2 separate regions of the Homo sapiens genome follow, and region 2 is linked to region 1. Evidence: chromatin loops called from intact Hi-C (ENCODE). Cell type or tissue: gastrocnemius medialis. All regions are shown on one strand. Links, peaks and the distances in the headings refer to the core of each region. The heading gives the core; the rest is flanking DNA. Region 1 has its middle 13 kb from the start of VEGFA. Region 2 has its middle 13 kb from the start of MRPS18A.

Region 1 (16,136 bases), core at 2,634-10,633:
CAGGGCAAGGGATTAGGGCGTCTTCAGAAACATTCCCAGCCAAAGCCCACAGAGACAATGCTGCTCCCTCAGGGGGTGAGCTCCACACTGCCTTCCCCGCCCCCCGGGACAGTTTGTCTCTGTCAGAGAATTTAAACAAGCCAACACTAGTGGTAGGTCCAGCTCACACATGGAACACCACTGTTGCTTGCCCCAGGAGTGAGGGGAGGAGAGCAGAGGACACCAGCCTGTGACGAGCACAGGGCCACTCAGCTGGGCCAAGGCATAAAGCAGAAAGATACATTTCCTCCAGCTTTAATCCCTCACTTCATTACCTGGTACCCAGAGCCCTCCTGTCTACCTGTCACAGGCATGTGGCGACTTCGAAACAGCACTGGGCAAAAAAGTCCTGAGTCTGGCTGGGTGTGGTGGCTCACGTCTGTAATCTCAGCACTTTGGGAGGCCGAGATGGGCAGATCACCTGAGGTCAGGAGTTCAAGATCAGCCTGGCCAACATGGTGAAACCCTGTCTCTACTAAAAATACAAAAGTTAGCCAGGCGTGGTTGTGCATGCCTATAGTACCAACTACTTGGGAGGCTGAGGCAGGAGAATCACTTAAACCCAGGAGGCAAGTAAGCCAAGATGGCACCACTGCACTCCAGCCTGGGCGACAAAGCGAGACTCCGTCTAAAAAAAAAAAAAAATTTCCAGAGTCTGTTGCATGCTGTGTGACCTTGGCCGAGTCAGCTCCCCTTGCTGGACCTCAGGCTTCTCCTGGGTAAAGCATGAGGTTCCACTCCCTAAGCTCTGAGGCTCTGTGAGCCTGTAACATCTCCCTCAAACACTCCAGATGAGATGACTGATACCAAATGTCACATCTTCCAGGGCCTGTGTGTTTTAAAAGCCTCTTGGAGAGGGCAGTGCTTAACTCAAAGAAATCTAGCACTAGTGGTGAAATCTGGGGCTCAGCACCAAGTGATGGAAGGGAGAAGCAGTTCTTATGAACCCCTCAAATCCCAGCAGGTAGGGAACCGCTTCCTCTGTTACCTGAGATGCCAGACCTCTGTCCTTTCAGGAAAGACACCAGCTTGATGAACCCTCACTGTGAAAAGCCTCAGCCACCCACCCACTCCCCTTTCTCCACCCCACCACCCCCATAGCGAGTAATGGAAAAAGCCAGACAGGCTGGGTTTGATCTTGGTTCAACACTTCCAAGCTTTGAGACTTGGACAATTCACTTATCTTGTCTGAGCCTCAGTTTCCTCATCTGTAAAATGAGGTTCATGGTTCTTACCTCCCAGGGTTGTAGGGAAATATATGGAAACAGCAAACATCAGCTAAGCTCCTTGCCCAGAGTAGGTATCATATAAATGTTTTTCCCTTCCCTGTCTCCTGTTCCCACCCCCATTCGTGAGCAAACTCTTAGAGAATGCAAACCCACTATCATCTGGCTAAAGTAAAACAGAAACAAATAGGGAAATGGGTTTACCCCACCCCTGGTTAAAAAAAAAGAAAAGCAAGAAATTACATAATGCGTGCCAAAGATGACTAGGGGTTGGGGGATCTGTTGGCTTGGATCCTGCTTTAGTCTTTATTTGAAGCAACTATGTAACTAGGTTGTCACTGAGTTGACTGCAATGTGAGTTCCTTCGGGGAAGTCCCAGGAAAAAAAAGAGGCAGGGACCCAAGGCGCCCCCTACCTCCCAGCAAGAAGGGCCCCTTCCCCCAGCAGCCCCCTGGGCCTGGGCTGGAAGCTGGGGCGATGACCTGGGCCCCCCAGGATGGTTCACAAAGATAAAGCCAGTTAATGATTGGCCCCCTGATTGGCCCCCTGAGAGCTGAGCTAAGCTCCAATTTGTGAATATTTGTAGGGACTACCAGGCACCAGGCTCTATGCTGATTTTACAGGAGGTACAGGGACATCTAGGTAGGGCAGTGGAAAGTACAGGGACTTTGGATTCAAAGTCCCACCATACTCCCTGCTTTCCCAGACCCAGAAGTACAGGGCATGAGGAGTGGGGAGGCCTCCCCTCAGCTTCCAGGATCAGCCTGGCCCAATAGCCTCGAGATATTCAGGGAAGCAGGCAATTAGTCAGAGGATATCCATGTCAGGAGAACATCAGACTGTGCTCCTAGGAGTCTTGAGGGTCCTCAGAGATGGGACAGGTAGCAGGAAGGTGTGGGAGTGGGCAAACACAGTACATGCAGTTTTATCTGCTTCATTTATTGGCCCCTCACTTGGAATTTCATTTGAGGAAAAGTTTCCACTGCTAAAGAAGCTTACTGGCCAGAGGAGCAGAAGGAAGCCCAGAGTTGTCCAAAGCCGGAGCGCTGCATAGAGTCAAGACCTCAACCCAGATCACTCAACTCACAGCCTGGGGCTCTTTCTACCTCCCCAGGCCACTTCATCATTTAATCGGGGCCCAGCACTGAGCCAGGCACCTTTGGGATACACTGGGCTTCTGCCTCTAAGAGCTGACTGGCTGGGTGGGGAGCCAGGCAGTGCCAGAGAGGAGGTGCTAGAACTAGATGCCGCGTGCATAGGAGTGTGTCAGCAGCTGACCCAGGGATCTGTTGTTTGCTCCTCCTTCCCTAGAGGGGCTCAGCACTCCCTTACTCCAGGCAGTGCCCTGCAGAGGCCACAGCTAAACCATTCCCTACTGGGGTCTCCTGGAGAGATGGTCCCGCCTACATCTCCCTGCATGCCAGCCTGCTTATCCAGACCCATCTCCTTCCAGAACACAGCTGGAAGCATCAGGAGAAGTGAGGCAGGGCATGCTCAGAGCTGCTGTGCCTGCTGCCAGCTTCTCCAAGTTCCAGGACCTGGTCGCAGTCAGCTCCAGCTGTGGGGCACAAGGCCCCTGCGGAGCTCAGGATGATGGCCAAAACATTTAACACCTGCTATGGCTCAGGCACAGTTCACATAGAGCTGACGGCGTATGCCAAGCCAGACATAAACCTCAATTTCTGGATGGTGGAGAGGTCCAGGGGACCAAGTAAGGGACTGGGGTGGCCAGAGAGGCACAGGGGGAACTCAAGGACTGGAACAACAGCTATTTACCAATCAATCAGGAGGCGTGCTGGGGTACACCAGGTGAATGTCTGCCCTGCCCCAGTCCGCTCTTGACTCTAGGCTGGAATGTGCAGCTCCCTGCTGAGAATGAGGCCTGTCTGGGTCCCTGGTCTGCACGCCTCCCTACCTCCTCCTCTCTTGGAAAGGCCAGGCCAGGACTCCCCACTAATCTTCATGCATAAGTGTAGCCCACACCCAACATAGCAGGTACCTCACCAGGCCTTCAATTCCAGAGGCCAGGCCTGAGGCGGTGGACTCATGGGACCTAGACACTGTTGAAAACATGGTAGACAAGGCAAGCCCCAGCTCTGGGGTGGAATTCCAACCCCAAGTGTCCAGATCATGGACAGTTATGGGTGAACAGAGCATTTCCTTTTCCCTTCCTTCTCTGTCTTTCCTCAGATGTCTCCATCCCTCCTTGCCTCCTTCTTTCTTGCTCCTTTCTGCCTAGCCCCATTGTCCCGGGGCCCTCCTGGGTCAGTCCCATTGACTAAGTGCTCCTCTGTGAGCTTAGCTACTCTGTCCTCAGCTTTCTGGAGCCCCCTGGGAAGGTGACTGCTCCCCACTTCCCATTCACTGTCGGGGAGCAAGCCTGGGCAGTGGGGAACAAGCTAGGAGGAAAGATGCTCTTCACATCCCCTCAGTTCCTTCTAGCCCTCCAAGAACTAGGAAGAACCTGCAAAAAGGGCATTTCTGTGGCTATGGGACATACTCCTGCCTGTCGGGATGCCAGGAGAGTTGGTACAGCAACTCCAGAGAGAGCAACAAATACAGTGCGGAGCACCAAGCCCCCTCCATAAGACCCTGGCATGACCAGAGGTCTTAAGGAGGACAGAGGGAGGCACGGTGAATCTGCCCTTCACCAACTCTGACCGTAGCCCTGCGGTGGCATCTCCTCCCCCACTGCATTTCCCTCCCGTCACTCATCCACCAACCCCCTGCCTCTCCATGCCTCCTCAGCTTTCCAGGCTGAAGGCTGCAGGGACTACTAAACCACACATACACACACACAAACAAACCCCGTCTACCACCACCACCCACGACAGGGCCCCATAGAGAAGAGAGAAGTGTTTCCAGAAACCCAGCTGTTCCAGGCAAGCTGACCTGGGTCACAGTGGCCTCCCCACCAAGGCTACAGAGAGACTAGGCATCGGCTGAGCACCCCCTCCCAACACCACCACAGGAGTTACCTTGAAAGCCCCTCTGACAAATAGTGTCCCTGAAGCCCTGTCATTAAGCACTCTGCTCCCCGAGCAGTTCCTCAGATTGCCATGTGTGGGTCCTGGAGGTTAGGACACCTGGGTTCAAACGCAGCCACTGTCACTGCCTTGTTGTGTGGCCTGGAGCAAGGCACCGCCCATCCCTGCCTCAGTGTCCTCCTTTCCAGACTGAAGGGGCTGGACTGATTGCTAAAACCCCGTTAGGGCTCCCCCTCTATTGCTGTAGGGAACGGGAAGGAAGCTGTAAAATGAGAGCTGTGGATACTCCCGCCTGTGTCCTGGCCGACTGCAAGAGACAGGGAAGGACCAGGGAGCACCATTCCAGGACCATCTTTTAGAGATACTATAAAGATTACTCAAGTACAGTTGGGCAGGGAAGCAGAGAAAAGTAAACTCTTCAGTCCATTGTCTGACCAACATCCTGAGTTTGCCCATTGCCACCAACCAGAACAGCTGAGATTACAGCAAGAAGAATTTAAATCAGATAAGCAGAGGTCTACCAAACTCATCTTCTCTAGAGGATTTGTGGAGTGATAGCAGCGGGATGTCTTTCTACAGACTTCTAGGCCCATTTCTGGCTTGGATGAAATGCTGGGGAGTGGGGGAAAGGAAGAGAAGACAAAGGAGGAGAAGGTGAGCCAAGATGTCAGCTCCCAGGCACCCGCTTTGGGAGAGGGGATAGGCAGGGTGCCCCTGCCTGCGATCCAGGAGCTGAAGTGGGGGAAGGAATGTGTCAGGGGTGTGGTGGGGCTGAGAGAGGCGGGAGAATGGAATGAAAAGGCTGTCAAGTGGTGATATGAGTGTTTGTGGGAAATACCGAGAAAGACCCTTTCCTGGTGGGAGGGGATGAAAGGGAGCCTCAGCCCTGGGCTCCCCCAGCCTGACTCCAGGGACTACGGAACCATGTTGGTGCAGGGCCTGAGGCCTCCACTATGACATTAGCTTGGGCAGGGGAGCCCAGAGCCACTGTTTGAGGTGAGATAACACACACCTAGCCCTGGCCCCAGGCACTGGGGAGGGTAACAGGACAGAGATCATGAGGAGTAAGGGTGCTTGCTTCCTTCCCCCAGACTCCTGGGCTGCCCAGACCACCCCTGCTCTTCCTCTGGGTGGAAGCCCCAGACCTCCCCAGGGGCAGCAGGTAAGGCTCTAGGGAGACATCTATCCTCGCTCTACTCGTGGCCTGGCCCTGGGGCAGGTGGAATAATTCTGTGACTCATTCCACAGTTACTCCTCCTTCTCTTCCAAACCCAGGAATCTGGGAGATAAGGAAAAGGATGAGCAAGAGAATGGGTCCCCTTTCCCCATACTTTAGTCAAAAATAATGGACCATTTGAGGCAAGGCCAGTTACTTCGATGGGGGCCAGGTGAGCAGGTGTGTTGTTATGCAAATGAGCTTATGCATATGTATTATGAGGAAGGGTGGGTCTGCCCTGCTTACTCCCCTCTGGAGGCCCACACCCCAGCACCGAGTCTCCCCGCCCAGAAAGGTTTGTTAAGTGATTCCACAGCCTCTGTCCACTCTGGCCTCTCCCCCAGGCTGTCTCCACACCACCATCCTCACCTTTTTCTATGTGTCCTTCCCTACCAGGAGTTGAAGATTTCTTCCACCGTCTCCCAGGTTCTGCCTACATCAACCCCGATCACAGCCACCTTGGGACACAGCTCCTCACACTTCCTCCCCTCCTGTCCTAAAGGTCCTCAGGGATGTCTGGCTCTCTAGAACGGGGCCACAGTCCCCCAGGGCTGGCAGGGGCAGCCTCCAGGCTCCTCGAAGCTGCCCAAGAGGGAGGTAGGAGTTGGAGAGGGGCTGTCCCACTGGCCTGGCTGGGTGCGGGTTAGGGAGCCCCTTCTCTGGCCCACAGGAGGGAAGACCCGCAACACCCAGACAGAGGTGGGCGGCCTTGAACCCCCTTCTGCCTGAGACGACAGAACAACCTTGCTGGGCACCTTCCATCAGTGGGCTTCAGATGTAGCTGTTGCCCAACCGTGGCCACACTCCAGACATTCTCTGGAAGCCCAGGGCCCCCTCCTCAGTCAGGACCCCTCCCAGGTACCTCACCTAGTGCCACCCCGAGCCTCTAGAGGGCGAGGGAGAGCAGTGCTGGACTTCCCAGCCTCTGGGGCATGCCCAGGAGGCTTTCTGCACAGGCCCCTGGTCCCTGAGGAGGGGGCACCACGCCGGAGGCTGTCTATCCAGACTCACCCTCTAGGAGCAGAGAAGTATGAGGTATGAGCCAGGGCTGGGACGGGGACTGCTTGGAGGATTCAGGGACAGAAAGGTAGGCTGGACTGTGGAGGACCCTGAAGAAGGGTAGGTTTGAGTGGTGGAAATATTATCTGAGTAATATTCAGATAATATGCTGAAATACACTGTTCATTTGAGTACAGAAAGGAGAGCAATGGCTTCAGCCTCAGGAATCTCTGCCTGACCTTGGAAGAGAAAGAGACTTCTTGGCTCACATTGCAAAGCACCACTACCCTCGCCCCATCCAGGGTCAGAACTAGGGAGAGGCAAGCGAGGCAGCTAGGCGAGGACCAAATGTAAGGAGTAAGGAGCTGCTCACTCTTATAAGGGTCGTGCAGGTGCAGCGCAGGCCCTAAGAGTGAGTACCTCCTTAAACACTGCACCAGGCCCCGCCCTCTTGGGAGCCTGCCTGGGGACTAAAGCTGCAGGGACATTTAAGACAGAGTTGGGGTGAGGAGTAGGGTCACTTTTTCACACTGGACCCCTCAAAGGAAAGAACTAGCACCTAACTCAACTAAAGGAGAGTGGGGCCACAGATGAGGTGAAACAGACAACTGTCTTGGCCGCGCCTGGGCTCTGTGTGTGTGTGCCTGTCTGTGACAGTGTCTGTGCGTGTAATTTGTTCATTCAGATTGTGGATCTCCCCACTTCTAGCTATCTGTCCCTGGGCAAGTCATGCAACCTCTCTAAACCTGAGTTTCCTTGAAAACCCATGCTAATAATACCTATACAGGGTTCTTGTGAGGATTGAATGAGATAATATATGGAAAGGGTGTAGCAAGAGCACCTGGCCTGTGCATAGCAGGAACCAAACAAATGGTAGTTTCTATTCCCATTATTATTCATAATATGATTGTGTGTGGCCCCTTCTTTCCCCTGCCCCCTTACACATCCATCCCACTCCAGCCAGCCAGGTCTTCTGACAGCCCCAAGCACAGGTTGCTCATTTCTTCATCCTGGTCTATACAGTGCCAGCCGTGAAGATTTGCCTCTTAAAACATGAAGCCTTCTTAGACCACTTCTGCTCAGCAGTCTCCCCTAAACTCCTACAGCATGAGCTGTCTATACCTCTTCATCCAGCCTCAAATGCTGTCTGATGTATTTAATTTTGTAAAGGGGTGTGTGTGTGTGTGTGTGTGTGTGTGTGTGTTATCTTTCTCCAAGTGCATTCACAGAGAGAGTGTATTTTTCAGTGATCTCTTACCCCATACAAGCCTAAGGACTAATACAGGCCTGCAGGTATAGACATCCACATGTAGACTTCTTTTCTTTTTTTTTGTTTTTGTTTTTATTTTTGTTTTTTGAGACAGGGTCTTGCCCTGTTTACCAGGCTGGAGCGCAGTGGCATGATCTCAGCTTACTGCAGCTTCGACCTCCTGGGCACCTCAGCTGCCTGGGTAGCTGGGACCACAGGCATGTGCCTCTATGCCTGGCGAATTTTTGTGATTTTGTTTGTTTGTTTTGCAGAGACAAGGTTTAGCCATTTTGCCCAGGTTGGTCTCCAACCCCGGGGCTCAAGCAATCTGCCTGTGTTGGCCTCCCAAAGTGCCGGGATTACAGGTGTGAGCCACCATGCCCAGTTTACTTGTAAACTCTTTATGAATGAAAATAATAATGGTGACCGGGCGCAGGGGTTCACGCCTGTAGTCCCAGCACTTTGGGAGGCCGAGGCAGGTGGATCACCTGAGGTCAGGAGTTTGCCAGCCTGGCCAACATGGTGAAACCCTGTCTCTAATTAAAAAATACAAAAATTAGCCAGGTGTAGTGGCAGGTGCCTGTAGTCCCAGCTACTCGAGAGGCTGAGGCAGAAGAATCACTTGAAGCTGGGAGACGGAGGTTGCAGTGAGCCAAAATCGTGCCACTGCACTCCAGCCTGGGCAACGGGGTGACAATTGGTCTCAAAAAAAAAAAAGAAAATAATAAAGGTAAATACTGTCTGGGATCATATCCCTACTGTGTGCCTTATGTTATCTCATTAATCCCAACAATAGCCCTGTGAAGTAGATTACAATTATAAAACAAAGGCCAGGAGAGTTTAGGTAACTTGCTCACAGTCATACAGCAAATAAGCAATAGCGCTGGGATTTAAACTCAACTCTCTCTGGCTCCAAAACCAGCACTCTTAACCACTATGGCTTGAATACAAGAATGAACAATCAACAAACCAAAATTTCCTTTCTGTACTCAAAGAAAGAAAGAACCAAAAAGCAAGCAGATATCAGAACTTCAGTCAAATGCTTTCAAGGTTTCAAATCAGAATCTGTTGGGGTTCAAGTTCAGAATGTTCTGCTGTTCATATTGAGACCAGAGCCCCCACCTGGTCATTACACCCAGATGGTCTCAGAGGCACCCAGAGGGTCCTGCCTTACTCAATAGGGTTTTAGACCATTTTTTCAACAAATGGGGTTGAAAAAATATTCATCCCAGAGTGAGTCAGAAAAATCACTTACTTTGTTCAATTCCCAGAATGTTCCTGTCGACCCTAGCTCTATTTTAACTTCTGTAGGAGAAACTTTTATTTGCTCTCCATTTGTTTATTAACAATTTGGCAACTTTTTGATAACTAAATGGACAACATTGGCCAGTCAGCCATATTACATGGAGTAACTACCAGAAAACCACTCACTGACTCATTTTCACACATACTCCCATCAATCCCCAACTGTTACAATAAAATGTTGTCAAGGGGAAATGTATCCCCTTCAGGCCTCCGTTCTCCTTTGCCATCTTCCTTTTGCTGCTGTGGCATTAAACTGCCTTGGAATCTCTACATTACATTCCCCTCTCTGTGACTCAGTGTCCTTACCTGGGAAATGAGGATCATAAGACCACCAACTCTACAGGGCCGTGGCAAGGATCCAACCAGGCAATGTGTAGAAAACACAGCGACTGGCATGGAGGGAGAGCAGAGGAAATATTTGGGGCTTTAGGTGCTGTCATTTCAAGCCTGGTAAAGATGCCCAGAGGCCTGACCCTCTCTAGCTGTGGGAAAACTGCTTCTCCCAGCACGCTTTCCTACCTGTCTCCTAGGATCCATGTCCCTGAAAATCAGCCCTCACTCACTACTCTCTCGTCCCTCCAGTCACACCCCAGCCCCTCAAGACTTAGAATCATCAAACTCCATGACTAAGAAGGCAGTGAGAGCTCATCTGGCTCAACTTTATTTTTTCTGAAAGGAAAGGCAAAACTCTGCAATGTAAATGGTTTGCCTCTAATCACATATCATTTGCTTCTAATTCACCTGCAAAATCCTATACATTCAAAAAGTGGACCCTACACACCTAGGCCAACAAAACCAAATTTGCTCATAGCATTTTTGGACTTTACTTCCCCTTATGAATTGATCTTAGACTTCATTATACACCAAACAAGGAAATCAATTTCTTAATTTGGTGCCACACCTTGTTTTGGACCAAAAAAAAAAAGGTGCTGCTATTACCTACTCAGTTTGCTCAGTCTCCTGGGTCACACACCTGGGCACTAAACAACTTTTGGTTATTTCCACTTACATTTAGTTCCCAAGGATTAAGTTTTTTGTTTGTTTGTTTTTTGTTTTTTTGTTTTTTTTTTAGAAGGAGTCTCACTCTTTTGCCCAGGCTGGAGTGCAATGGCGCAATCTCGGCTCACTGCAACCTCTGCCTCCCGGGTTCAAGCGATTCTCCTGTCTCAGCCTCCCAAGTAGCTGGGATTACAGGTGTCCACCACGTTGGCCAGGCTGGTTTCAAACTCCTGACCTCAAGTGATCTGCCTGCTTCGGCCTCCCAAAGTGCTAGGATTACAGGTGTGAGCCACCACACCTGGCCAGGATGAAGTCTTGACATCATTGTGGAATATTTTTAACATGATAAAGGCTACGAAAGCAGCTTATTTGTTTGTTTATCCATAAATTTAGTAAATATCTATTGATACTTCCTTATATACCAGGCCCTGTGCTAGGGGATGGAAATGGCACAGTAAACCAGACTGACTCAATTTCAGAGCATACCTGATCTGTTCTTTCAGTATGATTACATGGAATTGATAATAATAATAATAGCTGGGCACAATGGTGCACACCTGTAGCCCCAGCTACTCCGAAGGCTAAGGCAGGAGTCCAAGGCTGTAGTGCATGAAGACTGTGCCTATGTATAGCCCCTGCTCACCAGCCAGGGTGACATAATGAGACCCCCAGCTCTAAAAAATAAAAAATTTAAATTAAAAAAGCATCTAAAAATAAATTAAAAGACTTCCAGGAAAAATTGGCAGCCTGAACTCTTACATCTAATTTTCTTGTTCCTGAATCTCCACTTTAGCAAAGTTAGCAAAGACACTAACACTGGGGGCAAAATGAAACATCCCAGCCAGGTCACCCTAGTGTGAGGCTCACAGAACCACACCCACATACACAGACTCACATATGCACACACATCTACACACATACATACATATACTCACATACACAATCACATATACACACACCTACACACACATGCACACACACATACACACATACGCACACACACCTACACACCCACATACATACACTAGCATACACAGTCACATATACACACACACATGCACACACAGACACACACATACACACTCACATATGCACACACACCTACACACCCACATGCATGCACTCGTATACATACTCACATATACACACATACCTACACATACATAGTCACACACCTACACAGCTTCCAACTAGCTTTACAAATCTCCACACCTAAAAATAAGCAAACAACTGAGAATTATGAGACATTTGAGGAAAGCTTCTAACACAAAAGACAGAGGCCAAAACAAATAAAAAAGTGACTTGAAGGAAGCTGAGTCTACATAGCGTGAAGAAAGCTTAAAAATAACAACACATTATTATCATATCCTGTGAATGATAAGAAAAAATATTGCAGAGATGAAACAAAAACAGAACAGTGTTTTTTAAAAAAACAGAATAAGAGACAGGTCTTAAAAAATCAAATGTGATAGCAGAAATAAAAAATTTAGTGGAAATTTGGAAGATAAAGCTGAGGAAATGTCCACAAAGTAGAGAGAAAATAACAAAAGGATGGAAAGTTACAAGTAACTAAGCAATAAAACTACAGGACCACTCCAGCAGAGACAACAACATCTAAATAACAGGAGAAACAGAGAAACTAAGGGAAAGACATCCTTAGTGACATAATCTAAGAAAATTTCCCATAACTGAGGAATCCTTGAGAGCCCAGTGCAACAGATAATATTTTTAAGTATTATTTTTAAATTTCAAGTTCCAATGGTTCATTGCTCATATTTAGGAATATAATTGATTTTTGTATACCACTTTTGTGTCTCACTACCATACTAAATTCATTTATTAGTTCTAGTAGCTTCCTTGTAGATTCCATCAGACCTTCTATAGGGTTGATCATGTCATCTGCAAATAATGAAAATTTTACTTCTTCGTGTCCTATCTGAATGCCTTGTATTTTTCTTGCCTTATTACATTACAGTGGTTAGAGCCTCTGGTACAATGTTGAATAAAAGCAATAAGAGTGGACATCCTTGTTCTATTCTTTTTTTTTTTTTTTTAGGAAGGGAGCCAAAGGCCAAAAGCCTACAGCACCCAGTATTCCAAGGTGGTCTCCCATCCAAGCACTAACTAGGCCCACCCTGCTTAGCTTTACAAGATCAGATCAGATGAGATCAAGCACATTCAGGAGAAAATATTCTATCTTTTCACCATTATAGTTTTTTTTTTTTTTGGTAGAGGCTTATTATCAGGTTGTGGAAGTTCCTTTATATTCTTAGTTTGCTTAAGTTTTAAAAATCAGAAATGCATGTTGTGTTTTGTCAAATGTATTTTCTACATCTATTGAGATGATTGTATGGGTTTTTCTTTTTAATTTGTTAATATAATGAATTACATTGAATTGTTGAATGCTAAACTAACCTTGAATTCCTAGGATAAGCTCTACTTGGTCATGATGTTATTAGTGTACATGTATATACACTAGTACATATATATATACTAATACACATATAGATGATACAGCATACTACATACCTAGGCTATGTAGTATAGCCTATTACTTCTAAGCTACAAACCTGTATAGCATGTTACTCTACTAAATACTGTAAGCAATAGTAACACAATGGTAAGTATTCATGTATCTAAACATTGAAAAGTTGCAGTAAAAATACAGTATTATAATCTTATAGAATCATCATCATACATAAGGTCCATCATTGACCAAAAAATCATTATGCAGTGCATGAATATGTATATATAGTATGTGTATAGGTGATAGAGTTCAATTATATTTACATGAATTTGGTGTAGAAATTTTTCATCTATACTCATGAGAGATATTGGCCAGTAGTTTTCTGTTCTTGTAGTATCTTTGTTTGGTTTTAGCCTTATCTGATGAGTTGGGAGGTATTTCTGCCTCCTGAATATTCTAGAAAAGTTTGTATAGAATTATTATTATTTCTTCCTTAAATGTTTGGTAGTATACATCAGTAAAGCCATCTGGGCCTGGATTTTCTTTGTGGAGAGGCTTTCAACTGCAAATTCAGTCTTTAAAAAATTACATATAAGTCCATTCAAGTTATCTGTTTCTTCTAGATAACCTGAATGGAGTGGAGTGGCACAATCTCAGCTCACTGCAACCTCCACCTCCCAGGTTCAAGCGATTCTCATGCCTCAGCCTCTCAAGTAGCTGGCATTACAGGCGTGCGCCACCACACCTGGCTAATTTTTGTATTTCTGTATTTTTAGTAGAGATGGGGTTTCACTATGGTGGCCAGGCTGGTCTCCAACTCCTGACCTCAGGTGATCCGCCCACCTTGGCCTCCCAAAGTGCTGGGATTACAGGCATGAGCCATCACGCCCTGCCTCTGTTTCTTCTTGAGTAAGCTACCATAGTATGTGTCTTTGACAGAATTAGTTCATTTCATCTAAGTTATGGAATTTATTGGAGTAAAATTTTTCATAATATTACCTTCTTATCTTTTTACTATCTATACAGTCTGTAGTCAATCACAGCTTTCATTCCTGATACTGGTAATTTGTGTCTTCTCTTTTTTTCCCGATCAATCTGGCTAGAGGTTTATCAATATTATTGATTTTCTTGAAATAACAGCTTTTGGTTTTATTGATTGTCTCAATGTTCTTCTATTTTCAACTTCATTATTCTCTGATATTTTTCTTTTTTTAGACAGAGTCTCGCTCTATCACCCAGGCTAGAGCGCAGTGGTGCAATCTCGGCTCACCACAACCTCCACCTCCCAGGTTCAAGCAATTCTCATGCCTCAGCCTCCCGAGTAGGTGGGATTACAGGCACTTGCCACCACGCTGAGTTAATTTTTGTATTTTTTAGTAGAGTTAGGGTTTTGCCATGTTGGCCAGGCTGATCTCGAATTCCTGACCTCAAGTGATCCACCTGCCTCGGCCTCCCCAAGTGCTGGGATTACAGGCGTGAGCCGCCGCACCTAGCTACATTTTTCTCTGATCTTTATTATCTAATGTCTTCTCCTTACTTTGTGTTTAACTTGCTCTAGTCAAAGGTTTTTAAATTCATTAAAAATGTTAAACTATAAAACAAAAAGTACAGAAATAATTTTTCATCTGATTTGTGCTCTAAAATAAACTTTTCATTTCAAAATTTCTCAGTCTGAAAACACATCCAATCATTTATTCATCAAATATTTATCGAGCACCTACTATGTGCTAGGCACTATTCTAGGCACCAGAGATAGTGAATAAAACAAAGGTCATGCCCTCACTGACCTTATATTCTAATTGGAGATGCACAACAAACAGATAAATATATCATAAGTTCAAATTAATTATGTAGGCCAGGCGTGGTGGCTCATCCCTGTAATTCCAACATTTTGGGAGGCCGAGGCAGGTGGATCACTTGAGGCCAGGAATTCAAGACCAGCCTGGCCAACATGGTGAAACCCCGTCTCTACTAAAAGTACAAAAATTAGCCAGGCGTGGTGGTGCACGCCTATAGTCCCAGCTACTGGGGAGGCTGAGGCAAGAGGATTGCTTGAACCTGGGAGACGGAGATTGCAGTGAGCCAAGATCATGCTACTGCACTCCAGCCTGGGTGACAGAGCAAGACTCCATCTCAATAAAGAAATAACCACTCACATACACACACACACAAATGGACTATGTAATTTGTTGTTGTTGTTTGTTGATTGGTTTGAGACGGAGTCTCACTCTGTCACCCAGGCTGGAGTGCAGTGGCGTGATCTTGGCTTACTGTAACCTCTGCCTCCCGGGTTCAAGTGATTCTCCTGTCTCAGCCTCCAGAGGAGCTGGGACTACAGGCACACGCCACCACGCCTGGCTAATTTTTGTATTTTTAGTAGAGATGGTATTTCACCATGTTGGCCAGGCTGGTCTTGAACTCCTGACCTCAAGTGATCTGCCCTCCTGAGCCTCCCAAAGTGCTGGGATTACAGGCATGAGCCACCATGCCCGGCACTGACTATGTAATTTAATAAATAAATTTATTTTTTAAAAATAGTGTTGATAAATGCTATGCAGACAAATAAAGCAAGGTGAGGGGATAGAGACTGAGCAGGTTTTGGGGGAAGGGGCTGTTTCTATTTTAGATGAGGTCAACAAAGGGCTCATTCTGAGTAGAGATCTGAAGGAAATGAGGGGGAACGCCTGGAAATATCTAGGGAAAGGGCATTCCAGGCTGAGACAGAAGCAAGGGCAAATTCCCTGAAACCAGAACATGCTTGTCTTTTTGAGGAAAAGTAAGAATGTCTAAACGGCAAAGGAGAGAGGTAGCTAGGGGCCAAAACATGTAAAGCCTTATAGGCCACTGTAAAAACTTCATATTTAATTCTAAGTGTGGTAGGGAGAATTCTAAGATGACCCACCAAAATCCCCTGCTCCTTGGTTTGCCCCTATACATAATCCCAGGACTGTGAATATGATAGGTTTCACCCCCGCAGTTAGGTTGTTCCATGGCATAGGTGACTCTAAAAATGAGATTATCCATGGCCAGGCCTGGTGGCTCATGCCTGAATCACATGAGCTCAGGAGTTCAAGACCAGCCTGGGCAACATAGTGGGACCCCCTCTCTACAAAAATTTTGAAAATTAGCCAGGTGTGGTGGTGCACATCTGTGGTCCTAGCTGCTCAGGAGGATGAGGTAAGAGGATCACTTGAGCCCAGGAGTTCAAGGCTGCAGCAAGCCATGATCACACCACTGCACTCTATCCTGGGCAACAGAGTGAAACCTTGTCTCAACGACAACAAAAACAAAAAGAACTCAGTTCAGCTGACATTTTGATTTCAGCCTTGTGACACCCTGAGCGAGAAGCCCACTCACACTGTCCCTGACTTCTGACCTACAGAACTGTAGGCTAATCAATAGGTGTTATTTGGAGGTGCTAAGTTTGTGGTCATTTGTTGCACAGCAATAAAAAAGCTATTATGTTCTATATGATGGGAAGTCATAGATACACAGACCCTTTCTTATGAGTTTGACTTTAATATCACCCTAATTAGAGAGTAAGCTCCCTAAAGGCAGAAACCAACAGTCTACATGTCTCCTGCACTAGACTGCGCCAGGCACCTAGTGGACACACAAGAAATATCCCATAAATAAGTAAAAAATGTGT
Region 2 (16,136 bases), core at 3,203-11,202, 56 kb after region 1:
GCACAAGTCTGTGAATACACTGAAACCACTGAATTGTACACTTTCAGTGGGTGAGTTGGGAGATATGTGAATTATATCTCAATAAAGCTGTTTAAAACTAAAAAAGACAGGCTGGATAAACTACAAGTTCCTTTGGGAGTCAGGAAGGAGAGGGGGAAGAGGGGAAGGAGGGGGAGGAGGGGGAGGAGGGAGACTTGGGTGAGGGCCAGACAGAGAATAGAGGATGATGTAGCTTTCATCCAAGACACAGAATGGTAGGCTGGTGGCCTCACTCATTGGTCCCACAAACTTGATGGGTGCCTACTGCATGCCAGGCCCTGTGCCAAAAGGACTGAGATGACCTAGAATTGCCCACAGCCCCCAGGCCAGCCCAATATGAGCAGAGCCATGCAGAGCTATGGGCAGTAAAGAGTGTGGGAAGTGGCCACGCACAGTGGTAATCCCAGCACTTTGGGAGGCCGAGGTGGGCAGATCACCTGAGGTCAGGAGTTCAAGACCAGCTTGGCCAAAATGAAAAAACCTCATCTCTACAAAAATACAAATATTAGCAGGGTGTGGTAGTGCATGCCTATAGTCCCAGCTGCTCAGGAGGCTGAGGCAGGAGAATCGCTTGAACCTGGGAGGCAGAAATTGCAGTAAGCCGAGATCACACCACTGCACTCCAGCCTCGGCCACAGAGCAAGACTCTGTGTCAAAAAATAAATAAATAAATAAATAAATAAATAAAGCAGGCATGGTGGCTCACGCCTGTAATCCCAGCACTTTGGGAGGCCGAGGCGGGTGGATCTCCTGAGGTCAGGAGTTTGAGACCAGCCTGGCCAACATGATGAAACCCTGTCTCTACTAAAAATACAAAATTTAGCTGGGCATGGTGGCGGGCACCTGTAATCCCAGCTACTCGGGAGGCTGAGGCAGGAGAACCATTTGAACCCGGGAGGCAGAGGTTGCAGTGAGCCAAGATCGCGCCATTGCACTCCAGCCTGTGGGACAAGAGCAAGACTCCGTCTCAAAATAAATAAATAAATAAAGTCTGGTGAGCGCCCAGGCAGGAAGGGAGGAGCTGCCACCCTGCTCCATCCCTGGGTCTTTACCTGTGCAGTGGGTGTGGCCTCTGGGTCTGAGACAGACCCACGGGGTGATCAGACCTGCAGCAAGAGTAGTTGAAAGTGCCCCATCCTTGGATGAGGTCAGAAAGTCCTGAAGCCATCACTACCAAGTCTCTATCATTACACCTCAGCAGGAGATGCTGAGAGCATTTATGGAGTCCTCATTGTGTACACAGTTCTACCCTGCATGTGGTTTCTTTGTGTTTCTTGAGTAAATGCTCTCCCTGCTGCCCCAAAAACACTGTGGGTGGGCCCTGCTTATCTGGTAAAGTGATGCTGCTGATGACAGGTGGGGAGAGAGGAACTAATGGGCCTGGAGACAGGGCAAGGAGCCAGTTCAGGCCACAGAAACACCACCGAGGGGACAAACCACAGTTGGAGAGAGTATTAAGAGAGTCAACATCAGGGGGCTGCAAGACACATCCCAGACCCACCTGTAATATCAGAGGGTCTGCCTGTCTGCAGGCACCAGGCTGCCCCACCACTCTTCTGGCGGAATCACAGCCATTCTCTTCATCCCCAGAGCCACACCCCTGCTGACTCCTGCCCCTGCCTCGCTGTGGCCCCTCCGAGCCCATCAGGCAAACTGAGGCAGTGTGTTGGAGGGAGGACCTAAAGGGTTTCTGGGTTCTAGCCCTGGCTCTGCCACCAATGAGCTGAGTGACATCCCCCTGGGCTCAGTCTCCTCAGCAGTGTAGAGAGGTGGAATGCGTGAAGGGTAAGAGCATAGGCCCCAGACAAGCTCCTGGGGTTTCAGTCCCAGCGCTTTGCGTACCGGCTTTGTGAACCTGGCTGTATCTTCTTTGCATCTCGGTTTCTTCAAATAGTGTGAGGATTAAATGAGTTAATAGATAAAAAGCACTTGGAATGCTACAGAGCATGCAAGGCTCAATAAATTTTAACTCTGTATTATTATGACTCTAAGGAGGAGTACTCAGTGGTCTCTGAGGCCCCTTCCGGCTGTGGCATTCTATGACCTTGAATTCTGCCTGTACTATTATCTTTGTCTGAATTTCTAATTAGGCACCACATGTTGCCATTATTTGAGCAACCCGGGCATCTCCAATCTGGATGACTTCTTGACCTTGGGCCTCCTTGACTTACCCTTTCCTGTAACACCCAGTAGGAAGGCTGGTGCCCCCACCCATAGACTGTGGAAGGTGCCAAGCCCTTCTCAGCGCTTCTGAGGGCTAAACCTGGGGGTTCTCCCAAGCCTTTCCTCACGGAAGCCCTCTGCTTTATGGCAATCTGCCCCTAAGCCCACATCTATGCGTCAGACTTTCCTGAAGGTTCACTGTATGGTGGGAAACCGCAGCACAGAGCAGGAAGCAAGTTCAACACCAAGGTGAAACAACAGGAGTCCGGGTAAATAAACCCTGGTACGTCTACATAGTGGAACACCGTGCAGCTGTAAAAAATCACAATAATGAGGGGACAGTTGGCACTGGGAAGATGGTAGCTGGGTTCAAAACCACGGAACCTCTGGTAATTACAGGAGATTTCTGAAAGAGATCTGCCTTGCTGATGAAAGAGAACTTGGTGAATTCAGAACCACAACTGTCAACACAGGTTCAATTAGTACTGCAGTCGGTTCTCCTTTAGTGAAGCTGGGAAATACTACAGTAATGTGTAAGGTTAAAGCAGAGTTTGCAGCACCATCCACAGATGCTTCCATAAAGGATCTGTGGCTCCCACTGGGGCTCTGCCACCCTTGTGTTCCACTGAGATTTCAGTCTGGACCTCCTGGAGAAGAGATCCAAGCCACTAGCCAGATCACTGAAGATATCACTGAAAATTCACAGATAATTCAGAAAAGGAATTTATGCATTTCTCCAGGAAAGCGTGCTTGAATTCTATGCTATGATCTCATTCGCCTCTCTCATTTGCCTATTATGGAAGCATTTTGGATGCCTGCACATTTGCTTTGTAAGCAGCTTTTTAAAATGTACAGTTGCCTGAAGTTGCTAGAAAGAGACTATTTTAGCAGAAGTTAAGAAGAGAAGTTATTTGAATACTAGAACTTACCCAGCTGCAACTTCCTTTGCCGTGTTTGATGACACTTTGCTCATAGCTGACCTGACTGGAGAGGAGGAACATCTGGCAACTGGAATCTTAATAACAGTAATGGAAGAGGAAGCAGGCTCTGGTGTCCTCACCAAGCAGGTAAAAGTGGGCTGACTGGAGCTAGACTCCAGGACTAGATGAACCGAGCTGTTACAAGACACAAAGCTATTTAAAATGCAATGGATGAAGTAAATAGTATGAAACCCGAAGAAATGACCACCACATTTTCAAAGCAGATTTGTAAAAATTGTATTTGTTACACTGTGCACAAAACTTTTATACTATTAGCTGGGCGTGATAGTGCACGCCTGTAGTCCCAGCTACTCAGGAGGCTGGGGCGGAAGGGTTGCCTGAGCCCAGGAGGCAGAGGTTGCAGTAAGCCAAGATCTGCACTCAGACACTGTCTCAAAAAAAAAAAAAAAGAAAATTTTATACTCAATAAATATCAAACTACATTCTTCTGAAATATAGTTCTAGTATTTCTAGATGTTTCTAGTGTTTATGGTCACTTCACACATATATTATGTACAGTGAAACCATTTTTTTTTTCCTTTTCTTTCTGAGGCAGGGTCTCGCTCTGTCACCCAGGCTGGAGAGCAATGGCTTAGGCAAACCAACCCTAGTATGTTAAACCATTTCCCTGTTATTATTTAAAAACCATAGGATTGTGCTTCTCTATAAAGTGTGTACATTTAGCAGTGTAAAATACTGACACATTAAAAAACAAAAACAGAGGCCGGGTGCAGTGGCTCATGCCTGTAATCCCAGCACTTTGGGATGCCGAGGCAGGCAGATCACCTGCGGTCAGGAGTTTGAGACCAATCTGGCCAACATGGCGAAACCTCGTCTCTACTAAAAGTACAAAAATTAGCCAGGCGTGGTGGTAGTGTGCCTGTAATCCCAGCTACTCAAGAGGCTGAGGCAGGAGAATTACTTGAACCCGGGAGGCGGAAAAGCTTGCAGTGAGCTGAGATCATGCCATTGTACTCCAGCCTGGATGACAGAGCGAGAATCCATCTCAAAAAAAGAAAAAGAAAACAAAACAAAACTAAACAAAAAAAAAACAGAAAAAATAACGAGGAAGCTCTTGCTGCTCATGGTATGCTCACTAAGTAAATACAGTGCTAAGCAAATGCTGAGTAAATACAAAGCTAGGTGCAGAATACTGTGAATGGCATATTTACCAAAGAAAGGGGGAGGGTGTGGGAGTGGGGGAAGTGAAAACATGTTGATATACATTTGCTGCGTATACCTAGAATATCTCTGGGAAACCACATAAGAATCTGGTGAGGGGAGAAGGGGAGGGAGACTTTTCATTATATATACTTTCACACTCTTAAAATTTTAAAAGGCCGGGTGCGGTGGCTCACGCCTGTAATCCCAGCACTTTGGGAGGCCGAGGTGGGCGGATCACGAGGTCAGGAGTTCGAGACCAGCCTGACCAACATAGTGAAACCCTGCCTCTACTAAAAACACAAAAATTAGCCGGGCGTGGTGGTGCGTGCCTGTAATCCCAGCTACTCAGGAGGCTGAAGCAGGAGAATCGCTTGAACCCGGGAGGCAGAGGTTGGAGTGAGCCGAGATCATGCCACTGCACTCCAGCCTGGGCAACAGAGTGAGACTCCATCTCAAAAAAAAAAAAAATTAAAATATGAAAATATACCACTACAAACAAAAATGCTTTTTAAAAATCAAGATGAGGCTTAATTCTGCCTGGAGATTTATTTGATGGTAGTCCTCACCCACTGGCCCTCTTCCGAGGGCCCCATCTCCACTCCTCTCTGGCCAGTTGTCTCAGAGATAGATGCCAGCTTCCTCAAATCTTATGCAAAATTATCACTGTCTTGACTTCATCTTCACATAGTCAAGCCATGCCTTTTTCGCACAAAGGGCCCATTGCTGTGATTTCCCCACAAAAGAATCATTTCCCCAAGAGGAACCATGCCATGTCCCTAGAAAGCAGAAAGAGTGACAGTATCCTCTGTATTAAACAGCCCTGAAGTGTTTCTGCCAGGTCTGTTTCCATGCTTGCCTCTTCCGGCCTGGATTGTGGGTCTTGAGAGCAAAAACCTGTTTTATGCATCTCTGGGTCCCCGGCTTCATAGGTGATTCCAAATGCACCACATCCCTTCTTCAATGCCTGGCACAGCATGGTTCACACAGAGGACCCCTAGTAAATGTTTACCAGGTTGAGTCGCTTTGGTGAGGTGTGTGAACATGGAGAGATAAGACAGAGGGTGGAAGTTGGGCCAGATCTGGAGCAGAGCCAGAGGGTAATTAATAAAAACAGCTCACATTTATTGAGCATTTTACTACTTGCCAGGTGCTCTTCTCAATGCCTTTCTGCATTAGCTCATATAATCTTCACAACAACCCTACCAAGCAAGTTCCATTATTATCCCCATTGTACAGATGAGGAAACTGAGGCACAGAGCGACTAAGAAACAGTGTGTTGTTCAAATACTGTCATGTTCTATGGGTGCCATGATGTATCTGTGGCTAGGAAGTAGTTTTCTAGAACGTGGCTTTAAATTAGACTCACTCGGGGATCTTCTAAAACTCCTGATGCTCAGGCCACAAACTACACCAATTAAATCAGCATCTCTGGAGGATGAAATTGTCAATGGTAGTTTTTAAAGCTCCCCGAAAGATTCCAAAGCGCAACTGAATTTGGGAACTAGGGATCTGGGCCAAATCCTTTAATCCTTTATAATTAACGCACATGGAGATGTCACGGCGCAGAGAGAAGTGATTGCACAGGGGCACACAGGAGGGCAGTGGCTGAACCTCTGTCCTCCAGTGCCCAAGGTAGGTCTTCTTCTGCACCCCCAGCCCCTTCCTCCATGTTGCTGTAGGCACTGAGCTGGCAGGCTGCTAGGCCCACATGGATCTTACAGGTCTTGGCTCAAGGCTGGCTTGGAGGAAGATCCCCAGGACAGGCTAACTGATCCCCCTCATCCCAACGTGCCCCCATTCAAGCAGCTCCACAGGCTGGATGCCTTAGGGCAGAGCCCAACCTGGAAATTCTCCAGGCTTGGACACCACCCTGGATTTAGACAGAGCTCAGGGAGACTCAGGATGGGTGGGGCTTGGGGCAAAACACCACGGGAGTTGTGCCACAGTCACAGGCAAAAGAGCCGGGGCAGGCCCAGAGGCTAATTTCCCTGACCCCGCCCTGTGGGGCCTGTGTACTCCCCTCCTCCTCTCCCCACCCTCTGATGACGCACTGACCCCGGCCCTCCCCCTCAGTTCCCTCACCCCTCATTGGGAGGTGACGGAAATTCATTTCTGGCGGCCTGAGGGCTGTCAGCAACTTGTTTTCATTCTAGGGTCTGGCTGGTCCAGATAGGTCCATCCGGGCCCTATGTCACACAGGGGACACACACACAAACACACACACACACACACACACACACAAACACACACATTCACACACCCCAAACAGAACCTCTGGAGGAAAAGAAGGGAGGCACTCCAGGGGTTCTGAGTCACGGGATTCAGGGCATTCATAGCCAAATGCCACTCTTGGGAAAGCGGTGGAGCAGTTCACAAGGAAAGTCAAAGAGGCTGGACAGGGAACCAGTTCTCCTGTAGTCTTCCTCCGCTCTCCTCTAGCCCAGTGGTTCTCAACCCTGGCTGCACATAGAACCATTTAAGGAGCCTTTAAAAAACGCTGCTGCCTGGGCTCCAGCCCTGAGAGAGTTCAATTCAACTGTTCTGTTTAACTCCGGGGAGAGGCCAGGCCATCATCTTTTAATTCCCTGGTTGATGCTGATGAGCAGCCAGGAATGAGAGCCCTTGCTGATGGAATCATCCAGGCAGGATGGATTCACTCCCAATCTCACTGGGCAGATGGTCAGGGGAAGAGTCTGCCCTTTCTGTTGGAGAGGGGAGGGAGGTGTTGCAGGCAATATACCCCAAGACCTCATCTTCATGTCCATCATCAACACAATTCAGTAAAATGGTGGTTAAAGAACAGGAGCAGGTGCTCATTCTGGCTCTCCCCTTTCGTCACCTCGGACAAATTACTTGGCTTGTCAGAGCCTCAATTTCTTCATTCATAAAATGGAGAGAATAGTTGCCACCTAGGAGGTACTTGTGACAATTAAATGATTAAGTCTACACAGTCCTGAGCACATAATAAGCAATCAATAAAAAATAGGCTTTAATAATAAAAAAATGAAAGCCGGTTTGTACACCTATGTTCATAGCAGCTTATTCACAACAGCTAAAAGGCAGAAGCAACCCAAGTGCACATAAGCAAAATGTGGTTCGTACATGCAATGGAATATAACCTTAAAAAGGAAGGGAATGGCCAGGCGCAGTGGCTCACACCTGTAATCCCAGCATTTTGGGAGGCCAAGGTGGGTGGATCACTTGAGCTCAGGAATTTGAGACCAGGCTGGGCAACATGGTGAAACCCCATCTCTACAAAAAAATACAAAAAGTAACGGACATGGTGGCACATGTCTGTAGTCCCAGCTACTTGGGGGGCTGAGGCAGGGGGATCACTTGAAACCGGGAGGTGGAGGCTACAGTGAGCAAGATCATGTCACTGCACTCCACCCAGCCTGGGGGACAAAGTGAGACCCTGCCTCAGAACAAAAAAAAAAAAAGGAAGGGAATTCTGACACTTGCTGCAATATGGATGAACCTGAGGACATCATGCTAAGTGAAATAAACCAGTCACAAAGAGACAAATACTGAGTGATTCCCCTTATATGAGGCACCTAGAGTCATCAAATCCAGAGACAAAGTGAAAGCGTGGTGCCAGGGAAAGGGGAAGAAGAGGGAATGGGGAATTTGTGTAAATTAATGCAGAGTTTCAGTTTTATAAGATGAACAGAATTCTGGAGATAGAAGGTGGGGATGGTTGCCTAACAATATGAATTTTTTTTGTTTTGTTTTGTTTTGTTTGTTTTTTTGAGATGAAGTCTCACTGTGTCACCGAGGCTGAAGTGCAGTGGCGCAATCTCGGCTCGCTGCAACCTCTGCCTCCCAGTTCAAGCAATTCTCCTGCCTCAGCCTCCTGAGTAGCTGGGATTACAGGCACCCGCCACCACGCCCGGCTAATTTTTTTTTTTTTTAGATGGATTCTTGCTCTGTTGCCAGGCTGGAGTGCAGTGGCACGATCTTGGCTAACTGCAACCTCTGCCTCCTGGGTTCAAGCAATTCTCCCGCCTCAGCCTCCTGAGTAGTTGGGATTACAGGCACGTGCCACCACGCCCAGCTAATTTTTGTATTTTTAGTAGAGACGCAGTTTCACCGTGTTGGCCAGGATGGTCTCGATCTCTTGACCTTGCGATCCTCCCGCCTCGGCCTCTCTAAGTGCTGGAATTAAAGGCATGAGCTACTGCACCCAGCCAATTTTTTGTATTTTTAGTGGAGACAGGATTTCACCATGTTGGTCAGGCTGGTCTGGAACTCCTGACCTCAGGTGATCCACCCACCTTGGCCTCCCAAAGTGCTGGGATTACAGGCGTGAGCCACGGCGCCCAGCCATATGAATGTATTTAATACTACTAGAGCTATACATTTAAAAATGGTTAAGATGGGCTGGGCGCGGTGGCTCATGCCTGTAATCCTAGCACTTTGGGAGGCCAAGGCAGGCAGATCACCTGATGTTGGGAGTGCAAGGCCAGCCTGACCACCATAGAGAAACCCCATCTCTACTAAAAATACAAAAAATCAGCCAGGCGTGGTGGTGCATGCCTGTAATCCCAGCTACTTGGGAGGCTGAGTTAGGAGAATCGCTTGAACCCGGGAGACGGAGGTTGCAGTGAGCCAAGATTGTGCCATTGCACTCCAGCCTAGGCAACAAGAGTGAAACTCCATCTCAAAAAAAAAAAGTTAAGGTGGTAAAATTTATGCATATTTTGCCACAATTTTTAAGTTGGAGAAAGAAATAAAATAAATAAAAGACAAAATTAGCAATCCAGTTGCCCTGAGTGACTCTGTACTCCTAGAAAAGAGTGGACATATGGCCCTGGCTTCAGGCCTCCCCTTCTGAGATAGACACCAGGGGACAGATGCTCAATGAATGAACTCAGGATTTATGCTGATAATAAACAGGAAATAATAGATCGGTTTAAATATTTACATGGTGGTGTGCAGGCTTCAGGGCAAGGACATTACCAGGGAGGGGAGTGGGGGGTCAGACAGAAGACACAAAGAGAATGTAAATGTTAGTGGAACATGGGGCTGAAGCCACCCAGACGTGTCTTTCAAGCGCACTCAGGAAGAGAGGGACAACTGCAGGAGGGGAAAACCCCTGCCCAGGCTCAGGGAGTCTGCCAGAAGCCTGGGCCACCCCGTTCCTTCCTTCCAGGGGAGATCCTTGTTTACCTTGCGAGGCTGGAAGACAATGTAATCAAATTATGACTCATTATTCTAAATGACTTGTCTCCAGTGGAGAAGGCAGGCAGGGAGGCCGGGAAGGGGATACAAGTTGTTTTCCAGGACTTTGTTTGCTCATTTTCCAGCTCCCTCTGTCCCCAAGCCCTTTCCTCTCTTTCGGCCTCCCCCTGTCCTGGCCTCTCCCTCCCTCTTTCCCCACTCTGCTCTTTCCCCTCCATCTGCTCCTTGGGCATACCCAGGGTTGAGGGAGCAGAGCAGGTTCTTCTCAGTCTCGGCAGGTGACAATGAATAGGACAACAGGAATATCCTGCCCCCCAAGAAATCCCTTCCTCCCAACCAGAGAGCAAATGCAGTATCTCTATCTGGGATTGAAGTCAGGTCATTTGATTGAATAGGACTCTGTCTCTGACTTGCTGGGTCACTTTGGGCAAGTCACTTGTCCTCTCTGGAGCTAGTGTGAGTAGGGGGGTTCATTCCAGAAAGAGGAACCCCCTCTGCCTGCCCTTTCCTGCCTCCCAGAACTGGTGTAAGAATGAGAGGCCATCCCACCCATCAGAGACCCTCAGATCTCAGAGACTCAGGGGCCTGAGGCAGATGAAATACACAGGTTTTCAGCAACATTCCATCACCTCAGACACACCCCTGGTATCTAAGGTGATGGAATGGCCCTGAGCCCTGGACCCCGACAGAGATCTGGGGACCAACCTAGCCTGGAAGCAGTGTGCTGGATACCTACCTAATGGTCCATGTTCCCCCATCCCCCTCCCTGCCTTCATTCAAACGTGCATGCAGTTTCTGAGAGGAAGGCAGCAGGGCACAAGTCCCTTTAAAAGGTCAGATGGGAAAAAAAAAAGGGCAAAGAAACATTCTCTCTCTCCCTCCGTTCTGGCCAGCTGCCTCCCAATGACCCAGTAGGAGTAAGCAGAGAGGCCGGCTCCACTTCCTCCCCTGGGTTCTCACGTTCCATGACCTGGCAGCTCCTAGTGACAAATGCATCAGAAAATCTTCTCTGGATAGCTGCTCATAGAGCTAAAAAAAAAAAAAGTCTTCTCTGGGGTCAAAAGGAAACTGTAAGCAAATGGAAAAACATGGCATTTTTCCAAATATCGAGTTATAACAGCTCTCTCTCTCACACACACACACACACAAACACACACACGCGCACACACAAGCTGTCTGTGGAGCACATACCACATGGCATGAGTACCCATGTCCCAGGCAAAATCTAGTTTATATTATTTTAATATGAATACCCTCAACTTTAATAAATTCACCCTGAAACCATCAGATCCAAAGTTCACTCAGAGGTTTCTTCAAGTCATGAACAGTATTAATGAAGGAGTGTTGTGACTGCCCCTGTCCTGCCTGCCCTGCAGCCTTCTCATGCCCTGCACCCCCTGCCACCCCCACCTAAGCACGGTCTTCCTGGAGGGCTGCAGAAAAGAAAAGAAAAAAGAAAAGAAAAGAAACATTAAACCGTAGCAGTAGAGCAGATTGGAGGTGGGAAGCTTGAAGGCAATAGGAAAATCAAGGTACTATAGAAGGTGGTGGGAATTGAAACAGCAAGGAAGAGGGGGAAATTATGAGGTAACTTTGAAATTTATGAAATGTGGGAAAACTTTGAAAATTGAGGGGAGGGCAGTTGATGGTGACTCTGTGAGTGACCAGGAGACCAACATCAGGGATGGCATTTATTAGGAAGGTGATGATGGCTGGCCTGGCACAGTGGCTTACGCCTGTAATCCCAGCACTTTGGGAGGCCAAGGTGGGTGGATCACAAGGTCAGGAGTTCGAGACCAGCTTGGCCAATATGGTGAAACCCCACCTCTACTAAAAATACAAAAAAATTAGCCAGGCATGGTAGCGCATGCCTGTGGTCCCAGCTGCTCGGAAGGCTGAGGCAGAAGAATCACTTGAACCTGGGAGGCGGGGGTTGCAGTGATCTGAGATCCCGCCGCTGCACTCCAGCCTGGGCGACAGAGTGAGACTCCATCTCAAAAAAAAAAAAAAAGAAGGTTGTGATGCACTTACCTAGACACTGTGCATTTAAGATCCTTCAGAAGAACCAGACAGAAACTTCTGTAGGCAGTTGGATACTAAAGGCTAGAGCTCAAAAGAATATTGCTGTGGCTTTGGGGCTTATTGGCTTTGAGGGGATTGCTGAGGATAAAAGCGGGTGAGACTGAAGAACAGCAGAGCAGGGAGGAGGCTACACACTGAACTCGTGCCACTCTAGGGACCAATGATGGGCCTGTTTATGGCAGAATTCTAGAACCAAATGGGACTCTTTACAGATGGAGAAACTGAAGCCCAGAGAACATGAGTATCTCATTGCATATTTCCAGTTGGTTAGGGGACAGCCTGATTTCCCAACTGCAGTGCTTTCCTCCTGCTTCTGTATCATTTTTTACTTTTTTTTGAGACAAGATTTCACTCTGTCACCCAGGCTGGGGTGCAATGGCATGATCTCGGCTCACTGCAACCTCCACCTCCCAGGTTCAAGCAATTCTCCCACCTCAGCCTCCCAAGCAGCTGGGACTACAGGTGTGCACCACCACACCTGGCTAATTTTTGTATTTTTAGTAGAGATGGGGTTTCGCCATGTTGGCCAGGCTGGTCTAGAACTCCTGGCCTCAAGTGATCCACCTACCTCAGCCTCCCAAACTGCTGGGATTACAGGTGTGAGCCACTGCACCCAGCCCTGTATCTTTTTTTAAATTTAAATTTAAATTTTTTTAAAGACAGGGTCTCACCCCGGCTAGAGTACAGTGGCACATTCATAGCTCGCTGTAGGCTTGAACTGCTAGCCTCAAGCGATCGTCCCACCTTGGCCTGCCAAAGTCCTGGGATTACAGGCATGAGCCACCTCACCCGGGCTTGACTTTATCTATTTCTTCATAGGGGAAGAAACAGATGACACACAGGGATGTACACAGGAGACAGTGTCTCCCTAGGGCGCCATTTTGTGCGTGTTAGCAAAAATAGCCAATAGTTCCAAAGTGTCCTAAGAAGCTAAAACCTTTTCCTTACACACAAAAAACTGCATGTGGACACCAGGAGAAAGGAATTGGGTGCATCTCTTCGCATAACAAGGACATCGTGGCCTTTTCAGAAAGGGCATCTGGCATTCTGTAAAAATGTCTGGCCAGGGTTTGCTTACACTGGGAGAGACCTGAGCTGAGCAGGCCTCACTGGCCCCAATCACAGCCTGAACCTCTCACTTGGATTGGATCCTGGCTCGTGCCTGGGAGTGCACCCAAATGCCACAGCAGGCCTCCTCCCCTGTGGCAGGCAGTTTTGGTTGGGGCCTTCTTCCTCTGGCCTCAGTTTCCCAGAAGGCTTTGGGATCTGAAGTTCCCTAACTCTACCTCTCACCAATTCCACTTCTTTTTTGTGTTTTCCCTCATTATCCATATTAGGGCGCTGCATAGCCTAATGCTCCAGCATAGAAATGAATCAGGTTTGCTTTATAATTAATCGGTTATACAGTACATTTAAGTTTTATATACTTTTCCTGGATGTGTGTCTTATTTCACAATGAAAAAGTTAAAATTTTAAATTAAAACAAAAGAGAGAGAGCAAGTAAATTCCAGGGCAACCATCGAGTTTACAAAATGTTTCTTTGTCAGACAAGAGCTTTCACCCCTGGAGTGTTGACTAGTGCACGTCATCGTTTGTTTATAAAAGGCACGTAGTAGCTCCTCAATTGATACTCACTGGCAAAATAAATGATGAACAAATGTGTGGATAGAATGAATAACTTGGGCAGAGTAAAAGTCCTTGTGAAAAGACAAACAGCACTGAAAAAGCAATGGAAAATGTTGAATTAGCAGAGACTCTAGACACACCCCTATTGTTTCCAGGCCTATTGCGTCAAGCAGGACACACCTGTAGAGCAGCCACCACCAGGCAAGGGGTTCTTTGTCCAAGGACTCCCCACCCCACCCCCGCTCATACCTGTTTGGGAGGCAGGAGCTCTAACAGGAGGGAACTGCCCTTTTTAAAGGTCATAGGAAACAGAGGTGTGTCACCAGGCCAGCCCAAAGCGGCCAGGCCCAGGCCGTTCCCATTGCAGTTCTCTCCCCAGCTTAAGGTGCTGTCCCTTCCTTCATCCAGACAGAGCCCTTGAGGCGGAGGAAGGCAGCAGCTGCAGATGAAACCAGACCCTTCTTGGGAGACTCAAGCCTCAGTTCTTGGCCTAGGCAGGGCAGGCCACATGTTGTTATGGTTGAGTCGACCAGCTGGGAATCAGCAGGGGGTTTGTAAGGAAACTGCATTAATTAGGAAAAAGCAAACATGACTGTCACTCCAGTCTGCCAGCCCCTTCCTCTGATTTCCCTTGCAATTCCCCCAGCCCCACGTGGTCTCCATCAGATCATCTCTCCCTTCACCTTCCCGCCCCTTTCCGTTGCCTCTGCTCCTTCATGGCTCACATCTGCACTGCTCTTGGCCCTGACCCCTCTTCCTGGGTGAGGTGGAAGGAAGGCTGGAAGAGCACAGCCATCCACAGCTGGGACCAGAACCTCCCCAGGCCTGAAGCCTCAGATGGGCTGACCTAACTCCTTCCTGGGATCTGGCCTGAGCCTCGCTTTCCTGTTAGCCAGCAGCACATCACTCGACCAGATCATCCCTGCTGCGAATTTAAGTTTTCCTTGGCAAAATGAACATTTCTGGGTTCATCTCCTGTGGGTTTCCCTGAACATCTTCATTGAGAAGGTTTACTTGGGATGTAAGTTTATCTCCAGAATTAAGACAGAGTCCAGGACAAGGTGTGGAGGAAGAAGGGCGGTCTCCTTGGGAAATGGGGTAGAACCAAGGGGGCTGGGCTTCTCCAAAGAGGAGGCGATAGAAGAAATAAAGAGAGGTTCAGAAATAAAGAGAGGTTCCTCAGACTCCCTTCTCTCATATATGTGTATACACTGTCATTGCTTCTCTTTAATTTCCAGGATTGCCACTGCAGCTGGAAATAGTTCTCATGCATGAGAATGACTCCGTCAACAACCCTAGAGACTTAGGCTCAGAAAAAGACCCTTACTTTGGGTGGCAGCTAACCATCTGCAGCTCCCAGACAAGGGCCCTGACCCCCTTTCATTCCACAGCACTGTTGTACTTACAAAAAGAATCCACAGCATACTCAACTAGGGAGAAGGGAATAAAAGACTCACTGATTGAATAGAACATACTGTTTTTGGAGTAGGAAGCTAGATATTAGAAAAAATTTTGGGCCAGGCGCAGTGGCTCACGCCTGTAATCCTAGCACTTTGGGAGGCCGAGGCGGGTGGATCACCTGAGGTCAGGAGTTCAAGAGCAGCCTGGCCAACATGGTGAAACCCTGTCTCTACTAAAAATACAAAAAATTAGGCAAGCTTGGTGGCGGGCACCTGTAATCCCAGCTACTCAGGAGGCTGAGGCTGAGGCAGGAGAATTGCTTGAACCTGGGAAGCAGAGGTTGCAGTAAGCCAAGATCGCACCACTGCACTCCAGCCTGGGCAACAGAGTGAGACTATTGTCTCAAAAAAAAAAAAAAAATGAAAGAAAATATTTTGAATTGAAAGCAAGCTAAAAGCGGCCAGGCACAGTGGCTCATGCCTGTAATCCCAGCATTTTGGGAGGCCAAGGCAGGCAGATCACCTGAGGTCAGGAGTTCGAGACCAGCCTGGCCAACATGGCGAAACCCCATCTCTACTACAAATACAAAAATTAGCCGGGCATGGTGGCAGGCACCTGTAATACCAGCTACTTGGGAGGCTGAGGCAGGAGAATCGCTTGAACCCAGGAGGCAGAGGTTGCAGTGAGCCGAGATTGCACCATTGCACTCCAGCCTGGGGGACAAGAGTGAGACTTCCTCTCAAAAAAAAAAAAAAAAGCCAAAGCTTAGCAATTGGAGATTGGAGATTGCACTTCCAGACAGTGAAATAGTACATAGCCATTAAATATAGTGCCAAAGTTTGCCTGTCGTCCCAGCTACTCAGGAGGCTGAGGCAGGAGGATTGTTTGAGCCCAGGGGGTTGAAGCTGCAGTGAGCCATGTTCAAGCCACTGCACTCTAGCCTGGGTGACAGAGCAAAACTCCATCTCTGAAAAAATAAACAAATGAAGATATATATATATATATATATATGTGTGTGTGTGTGTGTGTGTGTGTGTGTGTGTGTGTGTGTGTGTGTGTATGGTGCCGAATGACAGAAAAAGAGACCACTGGAACTAAATAGAGATTCCAGAAAACAGACCAGATGAAATGCAGTGGGGAAAGTGTGAAATTTTTAATTAGTCGGGCATGGTGGCAGGCACCTGTAATCCCAGCTGCTCGGGAGGCTGAGGCAGGAGAATCGTTTGAACCCAGGAGGTGGAGGTTGCAGTGAGTGGAAATCACACCATTGCACTCCAACCTGGGCAACAACAGCAAAACTTCGTCTCAAAAAAAAAAAAAAGGAAAAGTGTGAAAATTTTAAATGGTGCTAGGTCAGTTAGATATTGAAATTATACGGGAAAAATTAATCTTAATCCCAGTTTCAGACCATAACAAAACAATTCCAGATGACTCAAAGATCTAAATGTGAAAAGTAAACAATAAAGTTTTTAGAAAAAAAGACAGAAGAACATCTTCATG

What was found. Hi-C counts contacts between places; a loop is a spot of excess contacts. Peaks named below come from ENCODE experiments on the same cell type or tissue, not always from the same donor. Only the 100,000 strongest peaks of a DNase experiment are listed, where the experiment ranks them.
Region 2: a loop joins it to region 1, with 2.1 times the contacts of the local background. A loop is called at or near these places in 8 of 110 quality-filtered maps.

Annotation. Positions count from the first base shown.
Region 1 is chr6:43,748,910-43,765,045 of GRCh38, reverse strand. No RefSeq gene overlaps it. Among named protein-coding and RNA genes, the nearest start is that of VEGFA, 13 kb to the left of the region's middle. RefSeq lists enhancers at 1-274, 3,760-4,260, 4,261-4,761, 6,442-6,501, 6,117-6,653. In gastrocnemius medialis, for the core only: CTCF peaks have their summits at 6,144 and 6,355 (motif pointing right); no DNase peak of the experiment used is centred there.
Region 2 is chr6:43,693,174-43,709,309 of GRCh38, reverse strand. It overlaps the pseudogene EXOSC8P1. Among named protein-coding and RNA genes, the nearest start is that of MRPS18A, 13 kb to the right of the region's middle. RefSeq lists enhancers at 1,314-2,156, 5,421-6,406 and a silencer at 6,219-6,318. In gastrocnemius medialis, for the core only: no CTCF peak of the experiment used is centred there; DNase peaks (open chromatin) are centred at 6,359 and 10,449; H3K27ac peaks cover 4,584 bases.